2 separate regions of the Homo sapiens genome follow, and region 1 is linked to region 2. Evidence: chromatin loops called from intact Hi-C (ENCODE). Cell type or tissue: IMR-90. All regions are shown on one strand. Each heading gives the region's core, and the rest is flanking DNA. Links, peaks and the distances in the headings are about the cores only.

The links. Hi-C counts contacts between places; a loop is a spot of excess contacts. Peaks named below come from ENCODE experiments on the same cell type or tissue, not always from the same donor. Only the 100,000 strongest peaks of a DNase experiment are listed, where the experiment ranks them.
Region 1: it touches region 2 in a loop (2.4-fold over the local background); 1 of 110 quality-filtered maps calls a loop at or near these places.

What each region holds. Positions count from the first base shown.
Region 1 is chr2:29,520,145-29,527,860 of GRCh38, forward strand. All of the region lies in intron 4 of ALK (ALK receptor tyrosine kinase), which reads right to left. Among named protein-coding and RNA genes, the nearest start is that of ALK, 400 kb to the right of the region's middle. RefSeq lists a silencer at 2,139-2,433. In IMR-90, for the core only: no CTCF peak of the experiment used is centred there; a DNase peak (open chromatin) is centred at 3,317; H3K27ac peaks cover 1,087 bases.
Region 2 is chr2:29,623,929-29,631,644 of GRCh38, forward strand. All of the region lies in intron 3 of ALK (ALK receptor tyrosine kinase), which reads right to left. Among named protein-coding and RNA genes, the nearest start is that of ALK, 290 kb to the right of the region's middle. In IMR-90, for the core only: no CTCF peak of the experiment used is centred there; a DNase peak (open chromatin) is centred at 3,673.

The sequences.
Region 1 (7,716 bases), core at 957-5,956, 100 kb before region 2:
TCATTTCCAAGACTAACATAGGCCAGCATTTGCTCGGCAGTGTAGGATGGTTAAGGCCACAAATGGAGATAACCCAGGCTGAAGACAGTCCTTCGATTGGAGGTTGAGTAGAAGGAAGTGAGTCGTTATGAAGAACAGAGATGGAATTTTGGTCAAGAGCATTATAGATGCATTCTTAAAACCATGTCGCAAGTTTTCAAAGAGTTTCTGGTCCAATTAATTTGGGAATTTGTTCATTTCATAAGCATTTATTGACTGTGAGACAAGTACTGTGCTAGGCATTGCAGATACAGTGATAAATAATGCCCATCCCTATTCTTGGGGTACCTGGTTGGTGAGGAAGACATGTGAAAGAACAAATGTGGCCCAGGGCTGTGAGAACACTCATAGAGATGTGGAACAGGCAGCAAATGGTGGTGCAATCAGCTCTGCTCACAGAAGGTCTGGGGTCTCAAGAAAGGCTTTGTGGAAAAGGAGCTAAGAGATTCCTTCTTGGAGGAGAAGACCTATTGTTCTTGATGGTCGGGAAGGTGAGGGAAGGCAAAATGGCTTGAACTGGCTTGCTTCACTTGGGGGCAACTGTGGGTAGTTTGATACAAACGAATCATGGGTCCAGAGAAATGGGGTGAGCCAGGCTCAGGAGGGGTGAGGCTTGATCAGTGGCTTTGAGTGCCATACTAATAAACAGCTCAGACTTGATCCTGGGTTTCACAGGGATCCCCTAAAGGATTTGAGGCTGAAGATTAACAGCCCGTGATATTCACTTGTCAGTTCTCTCATCCGGGTCTTCATTTATTCCAACATGGGGCTTCCTGATGGCCAGGAGAAGTCACTGAGATGATCATTCTAGGACTGCAAGGAACGTCCCACAGAATGAACAGCACAATGCAAAATACCAATTTGACTGTGGGTTCTCCTTCACACTCCTTTTGGTGAATTGAAAGCCTGGATCACACAGTGGGGCTAAGAAAAAAGCAGCATGGCCCACAGGTCTTTCCTTAGACTCCCATTATGTGTGCATCATTTGAGCTAAGTTGCCCTATAGGGTGGAGCAAGGTCCTGGATCCTCAGGTAACCTGGTGCCCTCAGGTGAGTGATCTGAAGAAACATCTTCAGCTTCTGGCAATGGTAGGTCTCATGCCCTGGGCTCAGCCTGCTCTCAGTGGCCTCCCCTAGGGACCCTCCCTTTTCTCACCACCACAAGACTTCCCCACTGGCAGGGGGAACACAATCAGTCATTGGAAAGGAGTGGGAACACTCATTCACTGAGCTTACTGATGTAAGATTCTCCCAGGAATAGACATTGCACCAAATCTTTGTGTAGACTTTGTGAAGCCCTTTAAATTCAAAATCCCAAGGCTGCTATGGCTCTTCACTAAGGCTCTGAACCATAAGAGAATGCATTTCTGTAAAAGCAAGGAGTTTAGCCAGGCATATGTGTGTCGTTCCCTAAATAAAACAAAGAGGAAAAGGCAAACTTAGAAACAGGCCAAGTAATGAGAAAGAAGGAGGTTTGCTTTGAGGCTGGGCATGAATGCAGAGGGGAACTGGGCTACTAAGTGGGTCATGGTGTTTCCTCACTCTTGGGCCATCAGCTCCAGTTGCCTGGACAGTTTCCTTATGGCTCAAAGAGCTGGCAATTCCATCACCCGATTCCATCTCCTCAATGCAGACTTGGTTTTTGAAGGTGAAGGCAACTGGGTTGGAATGGAGCTTCAGAAGACAGGAGAGCGGAGGCCAGCCTTTCTGGATAGGCTCTCTATGACCTTCGGCAGTGCCAGACATAAGTCTCAGGACTGCCTGCTCTCTAAAACAGGCCTCTTCTGTGCATCAAAGCCTTATAACTTTGCCATTTATTGCGGACAGGAAGGACTGTATGCACACCATAGAAAAATGCAGCTGGGATTTATAAACAATAAATAATGGTTAATAATGATAAATAAATAAGACTGCATCCTTAATTATCAGCTGGCAATAGGGTAGTTACCATCCATAGAGTGGTGATTGGGAGCAGGGACAGTGGAGCTGGATTAGCTGGGCTCAGATCCAGTCTACTCCTTACAAGCTGTGCAACTCTAGGCAGGTTACTTAACCTCACTGAGCCTCAGCTTCCCCACTGTAAAAGTAGTAGTGCTAGGGCCTCCCTCACCAAGTGGTGGTACACATAATATTAGATGAGCTGACACATGCAAAGCACTTAGAACAATGCTGAGACCAGAGAGTAAGCATCAAGTGATTCTTCCTCTTTCTCTTCCTCATTATCATACAAATTACGGGGAATGAAGGAAGGGACGTGAATTCCTATCTGGGATGCCAGGTCCTGTCCCGTCCCCAGCCAGCAGCCTCATTCTCTCCCTGTCTTTCATGTGTTGGCACTTATGAGTCAACAGGGAGAGGACCCTGGGTCCCTGTTGACTGTAGGGAGAGACAAGCTGGTAACTGAATGGTCACAAGGCTACATGGTCAATGCTATTTGAGAAACCCTAAAAGGGCTTCTCAGAGGAGGGGACATTGCATGTGTAGGGGTTTTTGTAGTGGAAAAGGGGTTAAGGGCAGTCCACAAAGAACCCCCACCCCATCTCCATGGCTACTCTTCTTGCAAAGTGGGGACTGAAGGGACAACAGGCCATTCCTGGAGTCCTGGCTCATCCACTGAAACCCACTTGTGCTGGTGTAAAAAATAGTTGTATGCACAGATTGTCCATATAGGTACTTGGAGTTTTCGTTAGGGAAGAAGATACTACCAGAGAGAAAGTGAAAGCGAGGGGAGAGCCTGCACTCAGAGGGAGGTCTTCTGGGCATTTGCAGCAGGACATTTGCTACAAGAAGAGGTAGTGGTGATTGTGGGGCTTAGGGATGAGGCTTTGCTGTCTGAGGACTGCTTTTGTGGAGAGGGATGGGCTTTCTTGCTACATAAGCCAGTGGCCACAAACACATGAAAGTGAGCACTCAGAGAGCCAGGATAAGGAACCCCGGGCAGGAGGGGGAGGAAGAAACCAAGAGAATCACGTGGCCACAGCTCATCATCTGTGTCCTCAGGCGGTCCTTTGCACACGTGCACTCTCTGTGTGGAATGTCTTCCTCTCATCATCCACCTGACACCCCTTGCCCCTGCAGAGCCAGCTCAAGTGTCCTTCTCAGGGCTAGCTTGCCTGACAGCCACAAGCATTCCCATAGCACCCAATGCACAGCACCCATTACACCCCTTTCCTTATGGCCTCATAACTGTGTCTGTCGTCCAACTCCAAACCTTGTTCTGAGCCCCTGGAAGGCTGAATGAGCTTCCAGAGTCCAACCAGTGCCTGGGACTGAGCATGACTCATAGACATTTGTTGACAGAATGCATACATGAACTATGAGTGAATTTCTTGACACCAGTGTTCTATCACTAAAATTCTTGCACCTATTTTTACCATCTCCCTCCCCACTGGGAAACAGTGAGGCTCAGTAAACACTTCTGAGATGAGAAGTGTCTGTTTCTATGCATTTTGACTTCTCTTTGTATACAATATATATTTATCATTATGGGATTGGCCAAGATGCCATTCTGACAAGCACGGGGTTACAGGTATTCACAGTTCTCTCATCGTCCTGGTGTTCAATCCATCAAACATCCAGGGCAGAGTGAGAAAGCAAAAGCAGCAGCTCAAAAGAGCCTCACTACAAGCCTTCAGCTGTCAAATCTCGAAGGTCAGAACTGGCAGAAGCTGAAGGTTTTTTTTTTTTTTTTTTTTTTTTTTTTTTTTTATGCCCATCAATGAAAGCAATCGTGAGTAAAAGTTGTACCTGCCAGGAAAGGAATTGTCCTTTGTACTTCATGACAACCTTCACAGTTGAGGTGCATTTTGACAGCTGCTTCCTGAGCCCCAGGGAGGGTTGCACATTTATTCCTGGGTGTGGGTGGAGGGCAGGGAGAAAATACTTTTCATCTTTTCATCGATTGGAGACTCTTCTGTGATCTTGAACGGGGCTTTAATTTTTAGACCCAGAGCTTAGGCTTTAGAAGAGGTGCATCCTAGAACTAGCTTCAATTGATATGTTATCCATCCACCTAATATAGAACCCCTACTATGTGCTAGGCAGTGTGCCAGACATTGCTAGCATAAAAAGGTGTGCAACCCAAAGTCTCCATCTTCAAGACTTGTGGGCCAGAATTAGATGACCAAATTTCAGAGGAGTCCTCCTGAGAAGAGCTTTTCCTGACTGGATAAGAACAGCTCTTAGTTTCCTCGGAGCCAGGCGTGACGCCAAGGTTCAACTGCAAGGCTTTCTTGGGAAAACAACACAAGAAAAGAAATGGACCCAGAAGATCTGTTTCCCTGTGTTACCCATGACTATAAGCAAATTATGGAAGCTCTCTGAGATTCGGTTTACTCTTCTATAAAGGAGGTGAATAATATGAATGGTACAGATCATAGTAAAGGTGAAATGAGTTGATAGAGGTTGACTCACTTGGCAAACTGAACATGCACTGTACAGATATTTACCATGAATATTAACAACATAGTATCTGTTTCATGAGAACAAAAAGGAGGGCTGTGGCTCTGTTGTTAACCTGGGACCTAGATGAGAGTCAATATGTGAAGTACAAAGAGAATGGATGGATGGGTGGATGGATGGATCAATGGATGATAGATGGATTAATGGATGAATGGATTGATGGATGGATGGATGGATGGATGAATGGATGGATGGTAGATGGATGAGTGGATGGATGGATGGATGGATGAACGGATGGATGGATGGGTAGATGGATGGATGGATAGGTGGGTAGATGGGATGTATGGATGGATAATGGATAGATGGTTGGTGGATGAATGGATGGATGGATGGTTAGTTAAATGGAAGAATGGGATGGAGCTTCCTTCTGGCTTTAAGAGGTTTGGCTTCTCTAGTCCATCTGTATTCTTCTCATTCCCCTGTGGCTTTGGAAGCCATAGTCCTTCTAGAGACAGAATAACAGATGTGTCAGGAGTATATCCACCTGTGGAGACCAGTGACATTCATGACCTTGGATACCCTCCAGCTACCTCAGCTCAGGGACTATGTAGGCAGGATTAGGCCAGGGTTGGAAACCTTGTCACTAGCCTGTCCACCCATAAGTGGGAGAAAAATGGCTCTCCACCTTAAACACAAGTCCCTCCCAAGTCTTTAAGCTTTCTTTTTTACTTTTCTTCCTAGTGCTTAGTAAATGGTTATATAAAGCTACCCGCTTATGTGATCAACCAATTCAAGCTGAGATGTTAGAGCCATGATTCTTAACTTTTGGTGCACACCCAGAATCCCTGCAGAGCTTTCTAAACATACATATGCTCATGGCCCACTCCAAGACGAGTAAAATCAGAATAGCTCAAGATGAGACTCGGGCCGGGTGCGGTGGCTCATGCCTGTAATCCCAGCACTTTGGGAGGCTGAGGTGGGTGGATCACAAGGTCAGGAGTTTGAGACCAGCCTGGCCAAGATGGTAAAACCCTGTCTCTACTAAAAATACAAAAATTAGCCAGGTGTGGTGGTGGGGGCCTGTAATCCCAGCTACTCAGGAGGCTGAGGCAGGAAAATCACTTGAACCCAGGAGACGGAGGCTGGCAGTGAGCTGAGATCACGCCACTACACTCCAGCCTGGGTGACAAGAGCAAGACTCCATCTCAAAAAAAAAAAAAAAAAAAAAAAAGATGAGACTCAATTGTATGAAGTTTGTAAAATGTGTAGTTCTCACTTGTATTACTAAAGCTTGAGACCTACTATGTTAATCGCTGAAGGTCCAGTTCCTCTTAAGAGGACTAGCATTTTAGTAGTTGCTTCAATATTACTACTTAAAGTGGGGAGGAATATGGTAAATCCAGGTATACTCAATGGGACTGGTACTTTGGGATCTATCTTGGAGAACACAAGTGGTTACTCTGAGAAGGAGGGGTTTAAGTGAAATCTGTAACCCTGGCTCTCTTCCTGCCCACTCTCCCATGACCCTGAGCAGCCTGAGAGGAGAGTGTCCCTTAGACAGACAGCCTGGGAGGCAGGGGGTTAGGCACTATCAGCACCTGCTCTGCTTGTTGATCTAATTTAAACCCACGACAACCCCGTGAGTGGCACAATTACTACCATTTGACAAAGATGAGGCTTGTAGAGATTCTGAGACTTGTCCAAGCTCATATTGTGTGTGAAGAATTTCCTCCAAGAATACTTAGAGCTCAAGTCTCCTGCCCACTGTGTGCTCAGAGAACTTCGAGCTACGTGATTGCTCCTGTAACAAGGTGTCTGAGAAATATCCCCCTGACAAGCCTGGGTGTGAGTTTTAAGGCTTTTAAAAATTACCTTTAGAGCCTTTGAATGGCTCTCTCTTTTTAGTGTAAATCACCTAGACATTAAAGGCCTTATTGTATATTTATTAGTGTGTTATTCAGACCATGGGGGAAAAGAGAGAAGCTGACTCTATGAATGACTTTGAAAGTGAGAAAAAGCTGGGCCTGAAATCATTGTGACACTGCCACTTGAGGGCATCAGTTTCAATAAATGATCACCTTTTTTATTTCTGATCTCATTTATCATGCAGGCAAGATTCGAAGAGAACTTTTGACCATGGAGGCTGAATGCCACAGGCTCTGATTTCCTCAGCTGTCAAGACTTGCCACATTGCACTGGGCTGACTGAAGTTCAACCCAGAGCAGCCTGGGAAAAGCAATCAGGTCCCTTTTCAGAAGCAAATACCTGGTGGCATCTTTCCACAGGTGCCCTGCCCTGAGACCATCTCTCGCTTGGCCTGTCTACTGACAGGAACAGCCAGGGTTCTGTGCATTAGTGGTGAAGGTATCAGTGGGCCAGTAGGGAGGTTCCTCTTTGTCCAGGGAGCAGGAGTCTGGGGTGGGGAGAATTACTTCCTGCTGCCCTAGTCCTGGATGGCATCTGAGGATAGGTTGCTGGCATTGCCAGGACAGAAGAGGGGAGCAGAGGGCAACCAGAGCTTCCACTTTAGAAGGTAAGAAGCTACGGCTGGGCAATACTGTGGTTGTCCATAACCATGCTGCAAATTAGCGGTGGAATCAGGATTGAAACCATACCTCCTGATGGCCACAAATCAATATCTTTTTGAGTTAAATTACCTTGGCACATTTCCTATTAGGATTGCTACTGGTTTTAAAGCTGGGATCTTTGGTCAGAACTGACTGCCTTAAGTAAGCGCGGCAGCTGTGTGGGTACCCAGCATGAATGCAAATTTTTCTTCACTTGGGGAGGGTGGCTGCAGATTTTAATCTAAGGGCAGTGAGTTTGAGGGTTTCCTGATGCAGCTGGGCAGCTGGGAAACAGACCTTTCCAGGGTGCCACTGTGGAGATGAGTCCTGGCTTTGCCACGAGCAGGCAGTTTTGTTTCTTAGTTTGTTTTTTTGAGACAGGGTCTTGCTCTGTCACCCAGGCTGGAGTGCAGTGGCATGATCACAGTTTACTGCAGCCTCAACCTCTTGGGCTCAAGCAAGCCTCCTGCCTCAGCCTCATGAATAGCTGGGATTACAGGCATGTACCACCATGCCTGGCTAACTAAAAATATATTTTTTTTGTAGAGGTTGGGGGTCTCGCTATGTTGCCCAGGCTGGTCTTGAACTCCTGGCCCCAAGTGATCCTCCCGCCTTGGTCTCCCAAAGTGCTGGGATTACAGGTGTGAGCCATTGTGCCGGGTCTGAGCCTGCAGTTTGACCTTCATCACGTCACATTACATCACATCAC
Region 2 (7,716 bases), core at 1,647-6,646:
AGAATTGTCTTGAATGAAAATGTTTAAATACTAAGTTACCTGATGCATACACAGACACATGAAGCTGAAACTGTATTTCTGCTCATGTATTTATTTCCTTTGTAATGTGTAACATATGGGATTTGATATTTATACCCTAGCAAGACTCTTCGTAGAAAGGTATCAATTCACTAGTTGAGGAAAAAAATCATTGTCAGACTATGTGTTGATGCCTTTCCTTTGCTCAAACACCAGTCCTGCTCTCGCTGGTGGTAGAAACCCCAAACCAAGTCCTGGGAGACCTTTTGGGTGGAGATGTGTGAGGGAGGCCAGTGTTGCACCTATTTCTGGGGCACAAGGAAAGGGACCTTTAAGTTTTTACCAAGTTAATCTGATTTAGGTCTTTTATAAAAGCAAAACTGACCGTCCAGGATTCCCTGAGCTCTCACACAGAGTATTTCTGTTACAAAGGGAGGTTTCATGTCTGTATATGAGTGAGAAACCCTCTATGGGAAATGAGAGGACACAGCTGGGGAAGGCTCCTCCTACACCTCCGTGTTCAGGTTTGCAGAGGAGCGGGTGGAGCTTGGTTTGGAGGAGCTGTTCCAATGGAGCAAGGTAAGGAAGAACTGCAGGGAAGCCACCACTGTTGCCTAAAACTTAAGACTCACCGAGGCCTGCTGGAGCAGGGGATGGGGGGAGGGAGAGCATCAGGAAGAATAGCTAATGGATGCTGGGCTTAATACTGGGTGATGGGATGATCCGTGCAGCAAACCACCATGGCACACATTTACCTATGTAATAAACCTGCACGTACTGCGCATGCTCCCCTGAACTTAAAATAAAAGTTAAAGTGAAAACAAAAACAAACACATAAAAGTAGGACTCATTCCCTCTGCAATTCCCAAATCCCACGCCAAGGCACTACAAATAAGAGTGTTCCTCTAACTAATACTTACAGGAGGGTGTTCACTGTGGGCAGAGCCTGGTGCTGGGTGAGAATGGGGTTTGCCTCAGCTCTGGAAACCTACACACTAGGTGGGGAGATAAGACTGACAGCTAGGGAAAAGGTAATTGATAATCTCAAACTATGCATGTGGTTCACATTTGCCCACATGAGTGGTATGGACGTGAGTGTGTCAGGTTAGTGTGGGGAGGCAGTCAGAGGGGCACTGTGTCCACACTGGTGGCCGTGGAATGTGTGTGGGATTCAAGGAAGAGCATCTGTAGCTATCCATTATGTTCTAGGTGCTGTGCTAAGCAATTTCACTATGTTGTTATTTCATCCTCACCAACAATCCTATATTTATTTTATTGATCTTACAAATGAGAAAATTAATAAGTAAAGATTACATAGCTAAGGAAGAGACTGCAGTTCAACTTCCAAATTAATTCTGTTTGACTTCAAGACCCATAAGTAGAAGAAAGGAGGAGTGCACACATGCATAGTATTTATGTATATGTGCGCATTTTCCCAAAAGCTTTCCGATAGATTTAAATCAAATGTTACCATTTGCAAAGTTCTTCTTCCCCAGAAGTTTAACTGGATTCTTTCAATAGCCCTGCAAAGTAACAATTACAACTACCTAAATTTCACAAATCAGAAAACTGATAACTAGAATATGACAGAGAACCAAGCAGTAAGTAGTGTAGACATGTGTCCCTTAATGAAGGGGTTGCGTCGGGAGAAATCTGTTGTTAGGCATTTTCATCACTGTGTCAGCATCATACAATGTTCTTATACAAGCCTAGGCGATATGGCCTTCTATACGCCAGGTGTTTGGCTGCAAATACGTGAATCCACTTTTTCCAGCTGTTAATCCCATGCTTGCTGCCCTCACTTACTTATCCAGCTAACCTCTGCCTGCTGCTGGAGGGCCAGGCTCTGGAGATACTGAGAGGAAGTTGACATCACTTGCCTGATGGAGCAGAGGCACCTGAGCTTTGCATGTCATCACCAAGAGGGTGGTGGGTGCCAAGGCAGACATCCACTGAGGTCTTTATGCTTCACCTGGGGAGCCAAGATTGGAAAGGGCTTTGAAGATTCCTAAAGCTGAATCTTAAAACATAGGTTTACCAAGAGAGCAAGATAGATGATGGTATTTTCAGCTCAGGAAACAACCCATGCAAAGGCAAAGAACTGAGAAGCCACACAGGGCTCTAAGAACTACTGATGGTGTGTGTGTGCTATGGACTGAAGGGCTGTGTCCCTCAAATTCAAAGACTGAAGCCCTATACCCTATGTGATGGTATTTGGAGGTGGGACCCTTGGGAGGTAATTAGATTGAGATGTGGTCATGAGAGTAGGGACTTTGATATGACTTGGCTGTGTCCCCACCCAAATGTCATCTTGCATTGTAATAATCCCCACATGTCAAGGGTGGGGCCAGGTGGAGATAATTGAATCATAAGGGTGGTTTCCCCCATATTGTTCTCGTGGTAGTGAATAAGTCTCAAGAGATCTGATGGTTTTATAAACAGGAGCTCCCCTGCACAAGCTCTCTTGCCTGCTGCCATGTAAGACATCCCTTTGCTCCCCTTTGCTCTTCCATCATCTTCTGCCATGATTGTGAGGCTTCCCCAGCCATGTGGAACTGTGAGTCCATTAAACCTCTTTCCTTTATAAATTACCCAGTCTTGGGTATGTTTTTATTAGCAGCATGAGAATAGACTAAAACAGTCTCCATGATGGGATTTGCGTCCTGTAATAAGAGGAAGTGATCAGAACTGGCACTCTCCCCTCCCCATGTGAGGACACAGTGACAAGGTGGCCATATGCAAGCCAGGAAGAGAGCCCTCACCAGGAACCAAATCTGCCAGCACCTTGATCTTGGAGTTCCCAGCTTCTAGAACTGTGAGAAATAAATGTCTGTTGTTAGGCTACCAACCTATGGTATTTTGTCATAGCAGCCTGAGCAGACTGAGACAGTATGCTTTCTCCACTCTAGCTAGATGCAGGCCTCTACCTCTGCAGAGATAGTGCCTGGGGCTCCAGAGGCCTGCAGTGAAAAGAGAGCCCCTCTTGTTCCTTCCCCAGCTGCCAAACATCCCTAAAGCCGGGGCTCCTCCAAACCACCTGAAATCTGCCCACTAGTTATTAGACTTGCTTCTAGGAGCCTGGTTGCAGTTTCCAAAAGAGAAAGATGCCAGTGTTAGGTAATCATGCCCATCATCCCCTAATGCCAGGCACTGCCCTGGCTCTGAAGCCAGGGCTGACGGATGCAAAGAGGCTCTGCTGGGCAAGACACTCTCCGGAAGGCAGACAGCCGCATTTTCTAGACCACCACGGTTCTGTTTTGTAAAAGATTTCTCTCTTGTCCAATTAAAACAGAAAATTCTCTTCTGTTCTCCAGCCCCAGCTGCCCTCTACACAGTACCCAGAGAGGACAACACAATCATTCCATGCATTCAAAAAGCAGGGCTTTTTGCAAGGAAGAGTATTTGCCTGCTCACCACTCCCTCTCCCCAACATAAGGCTCACTGTTGATGCCGCAAATTTCTGCATTAGATGGCTGGTAGCCCATTTCCACTCCCTAATTTCGCATATGAAGATGATTACTGTGTTTATGTTGTGTGAACAGCAGTGGGCCAGGGAATTGAGAAGCATTTGATCCATCCAACTTAAGTCTTATTTCTCACACACGTGTCTCTGGCTGCCTGGCTGCCTAACTGCTGAGACCCCGGCAGGAGACAGGAATGAGGAGGCGTGAGTCATGTCTTGTTTGTTACAACAGGAAGATGTCCCAGGACCTTCTTGAAGGGGAGATGGGGGTGGGAGGATGAATACTTCAAGTTCTATGAATCAAATATGAATTGAACTGTAATCTGGGCTTTAAGTAGATGCCTGCATAATAAGTGTTAAACAATTCATCTTTCTGTCAGGCTGCAGAAAGTAATTTATTCATTACCATTTAAGCAAGAAGAGATCTTGTGTGTTTAAAGAGAGAAAAGTTTAGCGTGCTCCATTCTCAATGGCACTGCAAAGGGCCCAAACTGAAAGAAAATGCTGAAAGGGGAAAGGAATGAAGGAAGCTTCGGAGCATCAAACCTTGATTTGGCTTGGGAAATAACATTAATTCTCTTTCAGCATCCAGTTGAGAAATCAAACAGGCTTAATTTAAGGAGTCTTCAGATGAAGAATTGGTAAATTCAGTAAAGACTGATCTTACTTTATGCATCACAAGCCATCCCCAGCTATGTGTAAAGTTAAAAAGTATGCATTAAGCTATAATCTTTTCCCTTTGACTTTCATTATGATTTCAGATATGTTTGCTTAAAACCCTGAAATACAATAAAAGCACCATTTAGGCCTTTTATGATTCACTGCAAGCATTTTACATTTGTCAACATGCAATCTATGAGCCTTACATCCTCCCACAAAACCACAAGTAAAATTTACAAATTTTCTATATAATCTTAACACATTCAGGATGAATCACATGTGCTCTCTATTAAAACACGCTATATAGCTAATTTTCACTCTACTGCATTTTTTTCTTAACTCCATGGGACTTAAGTGTATAAGCAGCCATAGTAACCAGGAGAATGCTTCAGGGTTGCAGCCAAACTTACGAGCTGGAGGGACCATATGGAGGAGTTTTCTTGGACAGAATTCAGTTGTACCACTTCACAAGTATTATACTCTACTCATTTGTTATTGCATAGCAAACACTCTGTTGTGTTATAAAGAGATGGTGTACAGTTCTATTTTAAAACTTAGCAGAATTCTCTTTAAAATGCTTGAGTCAGAAAATATGTCTGGCTACCTTAACAATTAAAACCAAATCTCTGGCAGAGATGAGATTGCAAAAACTGTTTGCTAAACTAGTTCATGTGTGATCTCAAGCAATTCAATGCAAATGACTTTTAAACTAAGCAGTAAATGAGAAACTATTCAAAGATAGACAACTCTGTAAGAAAAAAAGGAGAGAGCATAATAAAACATTCACATACAGATTTAGCATGTTCAAGACTCAGTGCTCTCGCCACAGAAAATGGAGCACACTCAAAACTGAGAATGACCCCATATATAGGAGCCAGTCATTCTTTCTAAAGTAGAGAAGATGCAGGGAACCAAATTAAAAATGAAACCTAAGACTGCCATGGGAGTGTTGGCAGGCAAAGCTATCTGCTTTCTATGATAAGTTGCAAGTGCTTATTTGAAGAGGAAACATGGCGCTCTGCCTAGTTCTGCATACACAAAGGCAATGGGGTCATATCTAGACCTGAACACCGTTGGAGACTCGCTTTCCTCACACATGTAAGCACATCTGAGTTTTAAGAATCCCACACTCAAACCCAACTGACAGGACCATTGCCTATTAACCAGGATGAAAACAATTTGTCATAATAAATATTTAAACCTTTATTGTATTTTTACAAACTAACTCTGTATATAAATGCTAGAAAACTTGAGACCCTCAGGAAAGAATGGCATAAATGGAAAACTGTTTTCTAACTACAGGTTTCTTCAAGCAGAGGAATATGACAATGAACAGACATACAATGGCCCACAACAGGAGTTTTACTTGTTTGAATCTTTCTTGAGATGGAATATAGAACTTTCCTACATACTGGTCAGAGTTTTCCTCTAGGATTTTTGAAGCTAAAGTTTAGAGGAAAATCTTGAATAATCTTAAATTGCTCTCATAATTCTTTCTGTTACACCTAGCACAGATTCTAAGAAATCATAATCCAAGGCATTTTCTGTCCACTTATTAAGCACTGTCTTTCAACCACAACAATGTTAATACCATCTAACATTACTGAGTAATGTTACTCAGTAATGAGTTGCCAGGCACACTGCAATAAGCCCTTTATATACATGATCTTGGCTAATCCTGACAGCAACCCTCTGAGGTACAGACAGTTATTAGTCTCATTTTACAGGTCAAAGCAGTAAGTCACACTGAGGCAGGTGATAGATCTTTGAGGATTTGAATGCAGGTTGGCCTGACTTCACATTCACAGTTTTAACCATGAAGCCAATTGGAAGTAATACATTCCTAGATCTATAAAATGATGAACATATTCTTGAGGCAGTAGTCTACCCGACAAACAGATTCCATTTTCCTCCCCACCCCTGCCCATAAAAGCAGTTTAATAATAAATAGGAAGATATTATGCTTTAAAGGTATTTCATGTCAGTTGCCTTTCTTCGACACACAATGCAATTAGAGTCTGGGCGGAAATTTGATTGACTGGCCACATGTGCCTTAAAGCATTGGAATAAGCACGGAGGAGGTGAGGTAGAAGGACACTTGATTGGAGAACAACAGTCGTGGATGAATAGGAAGGTGCCCAAAGTAGATCGTGGATATTTCTCCTAGCTTCTGCCAAGCCCATCGTGGAGAAAATAAAAGTTCCTCCTCCTTGCAAAGAAAGAGGAGAGTAAAGAAATAGCTAAAAGGTGACTTTAGTGATTCTCTGGTATTAACAGAGACATCATAGATAAGAAATTTTATTTATTATTTTTTTTCTTACAGGTGATATTAAGCCTAATTACAGGGTCTCTAATTCTAAGCACCAGGGAGTTTTATGGTAGCCTAGGGACTTTTGACATCCAAACTACCATAAATGAGAAGAAAATGTTAAGCTTTTATGGAAAGCAGAGAAGGAAAAGAGAAATGAAATTAAGGTTGGCAATTATTAAGTACCTGAGTGTATTAGGTATTTATAATTTTAATATAATTTTTAAAATATTGTTCTTAAGGGTATCACTAAAATGTTATATAAACCACCAGGTATCAGGAATCTTTCTAGATTAATGCTTTGCTTTCTTAATGAAGAGTTATATTTTCACAGGAAATATATACTAGATTAACCCAGGCTATATTTTGAAATTTTGTTGTCTACGTCTTTGAGGAACTTTGGTATTTACACTGCAAGACTTTTAGCCTAGTTACTTACTGACATCTTTTTTATTCTTGTGGACAAGGCTTATAAACTCCAGCATCACATAAGCCATTGTTCATGAAGATCCATTACTCATCCCTCTCTATATAGATGTATTTAGCTGCGATTTGTATAGCACATGGTGCTTAGGGTTCTTCAAGAAAGGTAGCAATTTAAAAACATATATGTGCAACGTATTCAAATAAAAAAGCAAATTCACAGATCTGTAGATAAAATGACCACGGTGAGACTGTACTAACTGAATCTACACAAACTAAATAAAAATGTAAGTGAATAACACATGTTCATAGTTATATATGCAGCTTTAAGATTTGGGAAAAACTTGGGCATTCATTATGTCATAGATATCGCTCATTTTCATTTGAGAAAATTCCCCATTAATATGCATTATTGAACAAGCGATGATTTGGGCCCCTAGGCTATATCTCATGATGAGGGTGATGCAGATGAAGTAAAACTTTGACAAATGAAAGGAAATCCAGATTTTATCATCACATCAGATTAGAGCTGTAAGCTGTTTCTAAACTCAAAACAGTTCAGATCAATCAGGGGAATCTTGCTGACATGGAGGAGCCTCTGCTTCTGGCTCTACTAATATTTGTGGAACAGTGAGCATGGAAATGGGCTTTAATTCTAGATCCCATCCTGGGACGGGTTGTGCATTCCTGCAGCAGCTGGCAGGGCTGCTGACACAGGACTGGAACAGGAGTTGGAAATCCCAGCTCTGCTACCTACTAGCTGTAGGATCTTAGTGAATTAGTTAACCTCTTTGATTTCATTGCTTGAAATCTCTAAAACTGAAAAAACAGTACCTGCCCTGTG